2 separate regions of the Homo sapiens genome follow, and region 2 is linked to region 1. Evidence: chromatin loops called from intact Hi-C (ENCODE). Cell type or tissue: endothelial cell of umbilical vein. All regions are shown on one strand. Each heading gives the region's core, and the rest is flanking DNA. Links, peaks and the distances in the headings are about the cores only. Region 1 has its middle 570 kb from the start of KLHL4. Region 2 has its middle 210 kb from the start of MIR1321.

Evidence for each region. A loop is a pair of places that touch in the nucleus more often than their neighbours do. Peaks named below come from ENCODE experiments on the same cell type or tissue, not always from the same donor. Only the 100,000 strongest peaks of a DNase experiment are listed, where the experiment ranks them.
Region 2: it touches region 1 in a loop (18-fold over the local background); 11 of 110 quality-filtered maps call a loop at or near these places.

What each region holds. Positions count from the first base shown.
Region 1 is chrX:86,944,292-86,949,681 of GRCh38, reverse strand. No RefSeq gene overlaps it. Among named protein-coding and RNA genes, the nearest start is that of KLHL4, 570 kb to the left of the region's middle. In endothelial cell of umbilical vein, for the core only: a CTCF peak has its summit at 2,898; no DNase peak of the experiment used is centred there.
Region 2 is chrX:85,624,582-85,629,971 of GRCh38, reverse strand. No RefSeq gene overlaps it. Among named protein-coding and RNA genes, the nearest start is that of MIR1321, 210 kb to the left of the region's middle. In endothelial cell of umbilical vein, for the core only: no CTCF peak of the experiment used is centred there; no DNase peak of the experiment used is centred there.

The DNA of each region.
Region 1 (5,390 bases), core at 157-5,156:
CCCCATATGCAAAAAATGTTGTTAGTGGCAGCGTTGTTATTTGTGCCCAGAATAAACTTGAGATGTCATCTCTAAAGAAAGGGAGTGCCTAATATTTTTAATTTTGTTGTGATACATCAGAAAAAAGAATGCACACACACAAAAAAGGCAGAAGTAAATTTCATTCTCCACAACAGAACTAGAGATGAGAAACAAATAGTAACTTTACCAGGAATAAAATAACCCAAAAATTATCACAGTGTCGAATATTTCTAATTTTGTTGTGACACATCAGGAAAAAAAAAGGCAGAAGTAAATCTCTTTCTCCACAACAGAAATAGAGAGGAGAAACAGATAGTAACTTTACCCAGGAAGGAAATAAGCTAAAAACTATCAACACTCAAAATCTCTTTTTTTTTTTTTTTTTTTTTTTGCTATTTGAGGATGTTAACACCTATCTAACTGCCACCACGTAACCACACATCCCAACGTGAAGTCTACCTCTGAGAAAAAATATATAAAATGCAATGCATATCATGTTTAAATATATATTAATAAATGAAGACTTATTGAGATACAAATGATTATATTAATGGCTACGATAATATATCCTAAACTATTAGCACTGGTTTCTTCTGTAAAGAAAAGTAGGAATTAATGGGAATTGACAGAGAACTTTTGTGTTCTACTCTATTTCTTTGTTGCTCAAAACTTTTACAACTAGAATGAACTTAGTAGATCCATATTTTATTTGTGTAGATTAAAAACATAATAGCATGATAACTTTAAAAATTGACCAACTAGTATTTCGTAGCTATTGTGTTCAGTTCTGGATTAAATATCAGTGTCATATTTTTAGTTGATTGAAATAAAAAGGAAATCTGCCATATTTTTCCCCACAGATTGAAGCTAATCATTCTTAAGCACAAATGAGCTGTTTCATATAATATACATGCTATATTAACTCTTTCCCTTCAAGATGTTTGAGCAAAATTTTATGTTATCAGTCAGAAGGCTCCATTTATTAAGGATTCCTTTGATTGCTGTAACAGAAACCTAACTTAAAGTAACTTAAGCAAGTTGTGATTAGGTCACTGGAAGATCTTGTCTTAAGGATAACTGGATTTAGCACTTCAAATGGTTTTAGGAATCTCTTGCCTGTATGGAAGGGAGGATAATCTTAGGCAGCTTCTAGGCTAACCTCACAACTTTGTAAACATAGAGAAAAACAGTTTCAAAAATTCAGTAAATAAACATTCTCAAACTATTTGGGGCTACAGATCCACTTCTGTTGGAGTAAGGGTGATTATTATCAGAACTAGAATTGATAATAGACATAAAATAGCATATATACACTACATACTTCAGAATGAGTCAAAAAAGCTAGCAACAGTAATCTAGCCCAAACTTTAAAAAAATAAGTAGAGTTATTAGCTAGAAACTGGTATAATTCACATAATCCAAAAAATGTGTTGAAGCCACATGTCCAAAATTTGAACCTGACTCAAACGAGGGAATATAATGCTTTCAGGATACTTTCTCCCTCTCTCTCTCTCTCTCTCTCTCTCTCTCTCTCTCTCTCTCTCGTCTCTAATTACTTTCAAACAATGCTTTACTTTTTTTTTTTTTTTTTTTTTTACAATGCTCTACATTTTTCCCACAGAGCAGCAGACATATCTGCTGCCAAGTCCAGGCTCTTGTTTTTGAAACTTTGTGGCCAGACAAAAAATAGACTCTTTCTTTTCTTTTTATTTATAAGCTTTTTAATCAATCAATTTATTTATTTTTTCTATTATGTTTTGACATCTTAGATGCAATGTCAAAACATTTCAGTAAATTACTGATATGGTTTGGCTCTGTGTCCCCACCTCAATCTCATGTTGAATTGAAATCCCCAGTGTTGGGGGAGGGACCTGGTGGGAGGTGATTAGATCATAGGGGTGAATTTTTCCCTTACTGTTCTCATGATAGTGACTGAGTTTTTATGAGATCTGGTTGTTTAAAAGTATGTAGCACTTCCTCCTTTGCTCTCTATTCCTCTTGCTCCAGCCATGTAGGACTTGCTGGCTTCCCTTTTGCCTTCCACCATGATTGTAAGTTTCCTGAGGCCTCCCCAGCCGTGCTTCCTGTACAACCTGCAGAACCATGAGCAATTAAGCTTCTTTTCTTTATAAATTACCCAGTCTCAGACAGTTCTTTATAGCAATGTGAGAACGGACTAATACAATTACACTTAACATTATGACCTCTTTCATACCTTCACATTTTGAGTCAACCACTTTGGTAACATTTTGAGGAGGTCCTATAATTTCTATATTGAGTATCATGACTTCCTGGTAATTAGAAAGGGTGAATTGGGTATGTGTAAACAAGAATCAGTAGATATACATACACTACAGATATATCAGTAAGCTTTAAGTCTTAAAGTGTGCAATAAATCAATGTAAATATTTTATATATAAAAATAGTGTTAAGGAGATATGAAACAAGTTAAAGACTCTGGTAAAAAAATATTTTTAGCTATCTTTATTTCACAGATTATTGCCTGCATGTTGGAAATAAATATTTTGAGGTAAAAATTACAGTTACATTTTGCATGTTTACTTCACTGTTATAGTTTTGTGACTTTTGAGTAGAAGATGTTTATTTTGTTGCTTTAAGACTTATTTTCCTTTGAAAATACTTAAATTATGTTTCATTCTTAATTATAATTTTATGTCCACTTGCCAAAGCACTTTCCATGAGACTATATTTTTAGTTTTATAACTCAAACACTGGTAAAATACTGTCCTCTTGATCTAACTTTGTTTTATGCAACACTACTAGAATTAACCTATTCTCTGAAGTAAGAGCTACCAGTAATTCATTAATAGACTAGTTTTTGACTCATCTTCACTCAACTTAGTTTCACATGGCTACCACTAAGCGGCAGTGTAGCAACATTCTTCTGTGTAGTGTTGCTCTCACTTATTCCACTTCACATTTTGTTTCCTTTAAGAATGTCAAAGTTTTTTATTCATTCTATTTTTTAAATGGATGGGACAATGGTATTTCTGGTCTTAATTTCTGTTTTTAACTTTCAATTTTAGCTAACATTTCTGTAATCATGCAACTTATGTAATTTGTCAATTTTTTTTTGTAGAGAAAGAAACTAGTAAATCTGGTTTGCCAGCCTTTTTTTCTCTAGCTGAGCATGACAATGGGATAGTTAATTTTAAACTGGTTTTGGTACTGTCTTAGAATCAAAGCCTAAGCTATTGCTCCAGTTAGTAGAACCCATATGTGTGGTAGCCAGAAGAAAATTTGCCTTCAGTATTTTAGCCATCACATAATATTACTTCTGGAAAAGCCTGGTGGTACAGTTCACTAAGTTGAATTTTCTGTATTAATAATTACCAAATATGATCTCTGACACACTCAGAGTGCCAGAAGACACCCTAAAGATTATCCAGTAGTCCAACTCCCTCATTTTAGAATGAGATTTGATCCAAAAAATGTTCAGATTATTAGCTGTGTTCGCATATCCAGTTTATGGCAAAATCAAGACTAGGGCTGAGAAGCTTTCATTCTCAGTCCAGATGTTTTTATAATTGTTATCTCCTTGAAACTTGGGTAATGATATATGATCCCAAATAACTTAAAACTAATATTTGCACAAATGGTCATGTATTGGTCATATAAACAAAAACTTCAGATTAACTTTCTTCCCACTGGGGTAATCAGTGTTGAGAAGGCATAGACAGAAAGATCTAATTTGCCATCCAAATTGAGTATAATTTTTCTTAAGAGTCTATCATTATGTTCAAGTTTATCATTAGGCTTCACAAAGACATATTTGTAAAGTGTTTACATCTTCCAATTTGTATAGACTAACCACAAATAAAGAGTACATATAGAGTTGGTCTAAAATTGTGTTCCTATTATAATAAAAACAATTTGTTCTCTTCAACACACAGTAGTTGGATACTCTCACTCTTACATGGTAGGGTAAGAGTGTTCGCATTAGGTTTGTCACACTCCTGCAGCTCTTCTCTTGTCACAATTTAATTCCAGCAAACTATGTGTGGGTTTAGTTTTCAGTTTTGAGGTTTTAAACTCAGGAAAACAGCAATAGTTTTTTTATTAACTAACAGTAAATCATAATAAAACCTAGACCAGCTGTTCCCCTGACCAGCATAAGGTGGTACTGTGAATGTAAGTTTAATTTCTGGAACTCCATGGGAAAAAATTCAAAAAAGGGCTCTTTGCCCTTTGTTAATTGCAAGATAGAAATTCCAACAAAGTGATGAGGAATATGATTATTTTTATGAATCACTGCAGAGTAGCAATAACAAAATACCAACGGGTAAAAAATACTGCCTCAAAAAACTGCAATTGTGTGTGTATTAAATAATAATTCTCACTGAAATTAATGTAGTCTACCAAAATTTGTCATATTATTATTCATAATATTGAAAGATTTTGACGTTACTTAAAGATTTGCATTTTTAAAAATTTTAAGAGCATATATAGCTGTCTGTACTCCACCACTGTTTATTTACCTTGAATACAATTTCTGTACTTTTTGAGATTCTTGTTCTCTTACTCAGACCCAAATTGTCAATATATAAAAGCTAAATTGCTTCCAAAAACTGATTGCAAACAGATTCAGACCAAAAACAAATCAATCAAGTAGAAATGATTCTTAGATTACTAACAGTATATTATGCACTGAACAAGGTTCAAAGTTTAAAAATGTTTTCTGCATTATATTTGCTAATGATTATGTTGTGATTAGTTGCGAACCAAGCAGGCAGTGTATGTTATGTCCAAAATGAACAAAGTGGAAGGCAGATGGGTGAAAAGGTTTGCAGATAAATAAGTTACTTTAGTCTGAGATGGCCAAAGGTATCCTTCAAATGATTTAATCCCCTACCCATCTCTTAGCAGTTTGACATCCTCTAAGTTCTAACACAACCCTATCTCCCCCTACTCTACCTGCCCTGTCCAGTACAGTAGTCACTAGCCACAAGCGTCTGTCCCAATTTAAATTGTATTAACTAAAATAAATATAATTACATATTAAATTCCTCAGTCACACTGGCCATATTTTAAGTGCTCAATACCAACATATGACTAATGACTCCTGTATAAGACAAGGCAGATTATAGAGTATTTTTACTATTGAAGAAAGTTCTATTCGATGGTGCTGTGAGTTTACCAGTTAGCTTAAATAATCTCACCTGCATCATGTCTCATCTACCACTGATGACTACTTTCATGTCTCTCTCTATACCTCAGTTTCCTCATATGTTAAATGAGAACAATAATAGCTACCACATAGGCGTGCTGTGAAGATAAAACAAAACAATACGTTTCAATATTTTTTAAAGTACTGGACCCATAGTAGACCCTCAATTATTTTTAATGAA
Region 2 (5,390 bases), core at 105-5,104, 1.3 Mb after region 1:
AAAGGATTGAAGCTCTGAAGAAAATGTCATTGTTGATTGGAGAATTGAGTAGCTCAGAGTTGTTTTTCTTTTCATCAGAGAATGAAGAGGATAGCTTTCTCTTGGCAAGCAATGCTGCAAAACACTATGCCATCTCTATTACATTTTCTTCAGTAAACATACTTTCAAGTAATCAAGAATCAAAAACAAAAGTACCAAGGGAAAAGATCTAAAGTTATTAAGAAAAACAAAGGAATGTTAAATGAGATTTTGTTTCTTATTTATAAATATTGACTGCTTGGAAACTTAGACTTTCTAACCCTTTGTTTTCTCCTCTATAAAACTGGGAAAATGGAAGTTACTTCACAGCCTAGAGATTGAATGAAATATTTTTTGGATATAAGTATCAAGCACACAGTACCTGAAACATGTCAAACAAGCAATAAAAGCTATTTTTTTCGAGATGACAGATAAGAAGAGGCTTTTTAAGCATGCCTCAGTCCTTTGAAAATAGCAACACAGTGCATAAAAATCAACTACCTAAGCTCTAATTCAAGATGGAAAACTTGAATCCATTGGAAACATGAAGGAAATCTCAAATAATGGGGAGAAGAATGTGAGTGGCAAATAGCCCCCATGACAGTGTCCAGCTGATAAAACTGAATGAAGCCTCAGTACCAGAGAGAGGCAGAGATCTCTCTGTTACTCACCTTTACACTGGAGATCTAAGCAACCCAGATCAAGGGAGAGCACTTTGTTTCAGCCAAGCCTTGGAGCTAACTTGAGGAGAGGATTGGAGGTGCAGAGAGGGAAAGACACTGGGGAAAAGCTGCAGGCATTTTTCCAGATCTGGGACCAAGAGCAGGATGCCATTCTAAATCCAGGTGCATACAAAGTCAGTCATTCTTTGGTGACCTGGCAGCATGGCCATTCAGGCATTTTAGTTTCAGGCCAGAAATTAGAGCACATGTTCTGGAGCAGGGTAGGGGCCTCCACAGCCAGAATTGCAAAAAGGACCTCAGCAGTGGACGCTGGAACTCTATTCTCCCCTGTCACAGACTTGAGGTTGTTTGGGAGCCACCACAGCTATAGTTTCTGCTGGGCAATGAGACTTGCATGTGGGGCCAGCTTGCTGACCTGGAACAAGTCTGTGTGTGTCATTGCTGAGTGCTCCAGCCTACTCCCTAGAGGTAAAGGTGGAGAGGGCCCTTTCTACTCCACCCTCAGGCAGAACTTCAGGCATTTGGAGCACCCGCTTGCCAGGACCAGCAGCCTGTGCTGCCCTACCCTTCTTAAGCATAGATAATGGTGCAGCAAGGCCATCTCTGCTCAACATTCTTGTAGCTCTCCAGGCATTCACAGCACCTCATTGCCTGGATCCAGCAGCCTGAGAAGTCTCGCCCTTGCTGTGCATAGATCATGGTGTAGTGGGGCCCTCTCTGTTTGACACTGAGGCATATCTCCAGGCATTCAAGCCACTAGTTCACCTGGAGTGGCAGCCTGACTTGCCTCACGCTTCCTGTGCAGAGATCGTGGTGCAGTGGGCCATCTCCTCTTGACATCCAGGCAGATCTCCAGGCATCAGTAGCACTCACTCTCTTAAATTAAGAGTTTAGGCTGCCTGCCATCCCCATGCAGGGGATAACTCGGGGATAAAGAGGTTTCCCAGCTTCATGCCTAGGCACACCTCTGGGCTCTTGGTGGTTGCCCAGTGGATTATCCCTTGGTGCTGATGTGTGTGCCTGCCATCAGGGAGCCTGTAGGTGGACTTGCCTGGTCAGGCCCTGCCTAACTTCCTCCCCATCATCCCCAGGTTGAGGAGGGAGCTCAGACCACTGTGCACTTCGCCGATCAAACCATTGCCAAAGGCAAAAGAGAGTACCTCCCAGTAAACAAGGATTAAGTATATACCAAGCCTTTCTTCTCCTTCAACTTTTATTTTAATATGTGCAGGTTTGTTCCATAGGTAGATGTGTGCCATGGTGGTTTGCTGCACAGATCTTCCTATCATTTAGGTATTAAGCCCAGCTTTCATTAGCTATTCTTCCCGATGCTCTCCCTCTCCTGACCCATTCTCCGGCAGGCTCCAGTGTGTGTTGTTCCCCCCTTGTGTCTATGTGTTCTCATCATTCAGCTCCCACTTATAAGTGAGAACATGCGGTGTTTGGTTTTCTGTTCCTGCGTTACTTTGTTGAAGATAATGGCTTCCAACTCCATCAATGTTATTGAGGTACACATTGACATGAACAACACATGTAAAGCATACAGTTTACAGTGTTTTCACCTACATTGTAAACTATATGCTTTACATGTGTTGTTCATGTCAATGTATACCTCAATAAAGTGTGTGTGTGTTTTGTTCTTTTTAAAGTATATACCAAGCCTTGTTGGCTACAGCCGGCTCTTACTCATAAGCACCATCTACTGGATGGTACGTCAAACTGCACAGCCTAATATAAAACCTGCTGACAGAAGTCCCATAGAGCTATAGAAGAAAAATCAAAAGACCCTACCCAACATTCTCTACAATCACACCCGCTAGGGAGGGTGGGTAATGGAAAGGGACAGAAGAAATTAAAAAAAAAAAGTTATATAGAAAAAGAAAAAAATCCTACCCCCATAGAAATATTTATGAAAATTAGAAGTACCAGTGTCCCCAGATGAGAAATAACCAGCACAAGAATTCTGGCACCATGAAATACCTGAATGTAGTGATGCCACCAAAGGATCACACTAGCTCTCCAGCAATGGTCCTTAACCAAAATGGAAATTCAGAAGAGAATTCAAAGCATGAATTTCAACGAACTCAGTGAGATCCAAGACAAGGTTGAAAATCAACAAAAGAAACTTCTAAAAGAAATAAAGGAAGAGATGAACATCTTAAAAGGAAATCAATCAAAGCTTCAGGAATTGAAAAACTCACTTATTAAATTTCTAAATACAGTGGAAAAGTTTATTAATAGACTCAAACAATCAGAAGAAAGAATTTCCAAACTTGAAGACTGGTTTTTCAAACTAACCCAGTCAGACAAAAATAAAGAAAAAAGCATTTATTTATTTATTTTTGTTACCTCTTGTGCCTGCTTCTCTTCCATCCACAAACCACACAAAGGCTTGGGTTACGAACCTCTACTGTCTGATATCATGTTCCCACATATCCATTAGTATCTCTACATTAAAGTTAGGTACATTACATAAAGCCCTCACATTGGTTTTCTACATTCAGTTGTGCCTGGTTTCTCTCCATCACTTTAACTGATAAACCTATAGGCATCACAAGAAAACCACATCTGTTGACTTATAAATACTGACATGAATAGGTGACAGGTAGTTAGGAAGTATTTATACCACCTTCATGCATTTATTTTAGGATCAAGGGGTACATGCTCAGGACTGTTATATGGGTAAATTGTGTGTCATGGAGGTTTGGTGTACAGATAATTTTGTCACCCGGGTAGCAATCCTCACCCTCCTCCCACACTCCACCATCAAATAGGCCCCAGTGGCTATTGTTTCCTTCTTTGTGTCCATGTGTACTCAATATTTAGTTCCTACTTATAAGTGAGAACATGTGGTGTTTGGTTTTCTGTTTCTGCATTAATTTGCTTAGGATTATGGCCTCTGGCTCCATCCATGTTACTGCAGAGGAGATAATCTCATTTTTAAATAGCTGTGTAGTATTTCATGGCGTATATGTACCACATTCCAGTCCACTGTTGATAGGTATCTAGGTTAATTCCCTGTCTTTGCTATTGTGAAGAGTGCTGCGATAAACATATGTGTGCATGTGTCTTTATGATGGAATAATTTCTATTCTTTTGGGTATATACCCAGTAATGAAATCATTGGATGTAATAGCAGTTCTATTTTAAATTCTTTGAGAAATCTCCAGACTGATTTTCACAGTGTCTAAACTAGTTTATATTCCCACCAACAGTGTATAAGCATTTCCTTTTCTCTGCAACTTCATCAGCATCTGTTAATTTTTGACGTTTTAGTAATAGCCATTCTGACAGGTATGAGATGGTATCTTATTGTGGTTTTGATTTGCATATCTCTAATGATTAGTGATGGAGAGTATATTTTCTTATGCTTGTTGGCCACATATATGTCTTCTTTTGAGAAGTATTGGTTCATGTCCTTTGCCCATTTTTTAAATGGGGTTGGTTTTGCTTTTTGATTTTTTGGATATTAAACCTTTGTTGGATGTGTAGTTTACAGATACTTTCTTCCATTCTATACATTGTTTTTAACTCTGTTGATAATTTCTTTTGCTATGCATAAGCTCTTTAGTTTAATTAAATCTAACTTGTCAATTTTTGTTTTTGTTGCAATTGTTTTTGGAGTCTTCATCATTGCCTGCACTGATGTCGAGAATGGTATTTCTTAGATTTACTTCTAAAGTCTTTATAACTTTAAGTTTACATTTAAGTTTTTAATCCATCTTGAGTTGGTTTTTGTACATAATGAAAGGTAGGGGTCCAATTTCAATCTTCTGCATATGGCCAGCCAATTATACCAGCACCACTTGTTGAATAGGGAGCCCTTTCTTTATTATTTATTATTATTGACTTTGTCAGAGATCAGATGGTTGTAGGTGTGCAGCTTTATCTCCGGGTTCTCTAACTTGTTACATTGGTCTATGTGTCTGTATTTGTACTAGTATCATGCTGTATTAGTTAATGTAGCTTTGTAAGATAGTTTGAAGTTTGTGTGATGCCTCCAGCTTTGTTCTTTTTGCTTAGGATTGATTTGACTATTTGAGCTACCTTTTTGTTCCAAATGAATTTTAGAATATTATTTTCTAGTCCTTTAAAAAATGTTATTGGGAGGCCAAAGCAGGTGAATCACGAGGTCAGGAGATCGAGACCATCCTGGCTAACACGGTGAAACCCCGTCTCTACTAAAAATACAAAAAATTAGCCAGGCGTGGTAGCAGGTGCCTGTAGTCCCAGCTACTCAGGAGGCTGAGGCAGGAGAATGGCATGAACCTGGGAGGCAGAGCTTGCAGTGAGCCGAGATCATGCCACTGCACTCCAGCGTGGGCGACAGAGCAAGACTCCATCTCAAAAAAAAAAAAAAATGTTATTGGTAGTTTGATAGAAATAGCATTGAATCTGTAAATAGCTTTGGGCACTATGTAAATTTTAACAATATCAATTCTACCTATTCATGAGCATGGAATGTTCTTCCATTTGCTTGTGTCATCTCTGAATTATTTCAGCAGTGTTTTGTAATTCTTGCTGTAGAAATCTTTCTCCTCTGTGGTTAGCTGTATTACTATGTATTTTTGTGTTTGTAGCTATTGTGAATAGGATTGCATTCTTGATTTAGCACTCAACTTGGACATTGTTGGTGTATAAAATGCTACTAATTTTTGTGCATCAATTTTGTATCCTGAAACTTTGCTG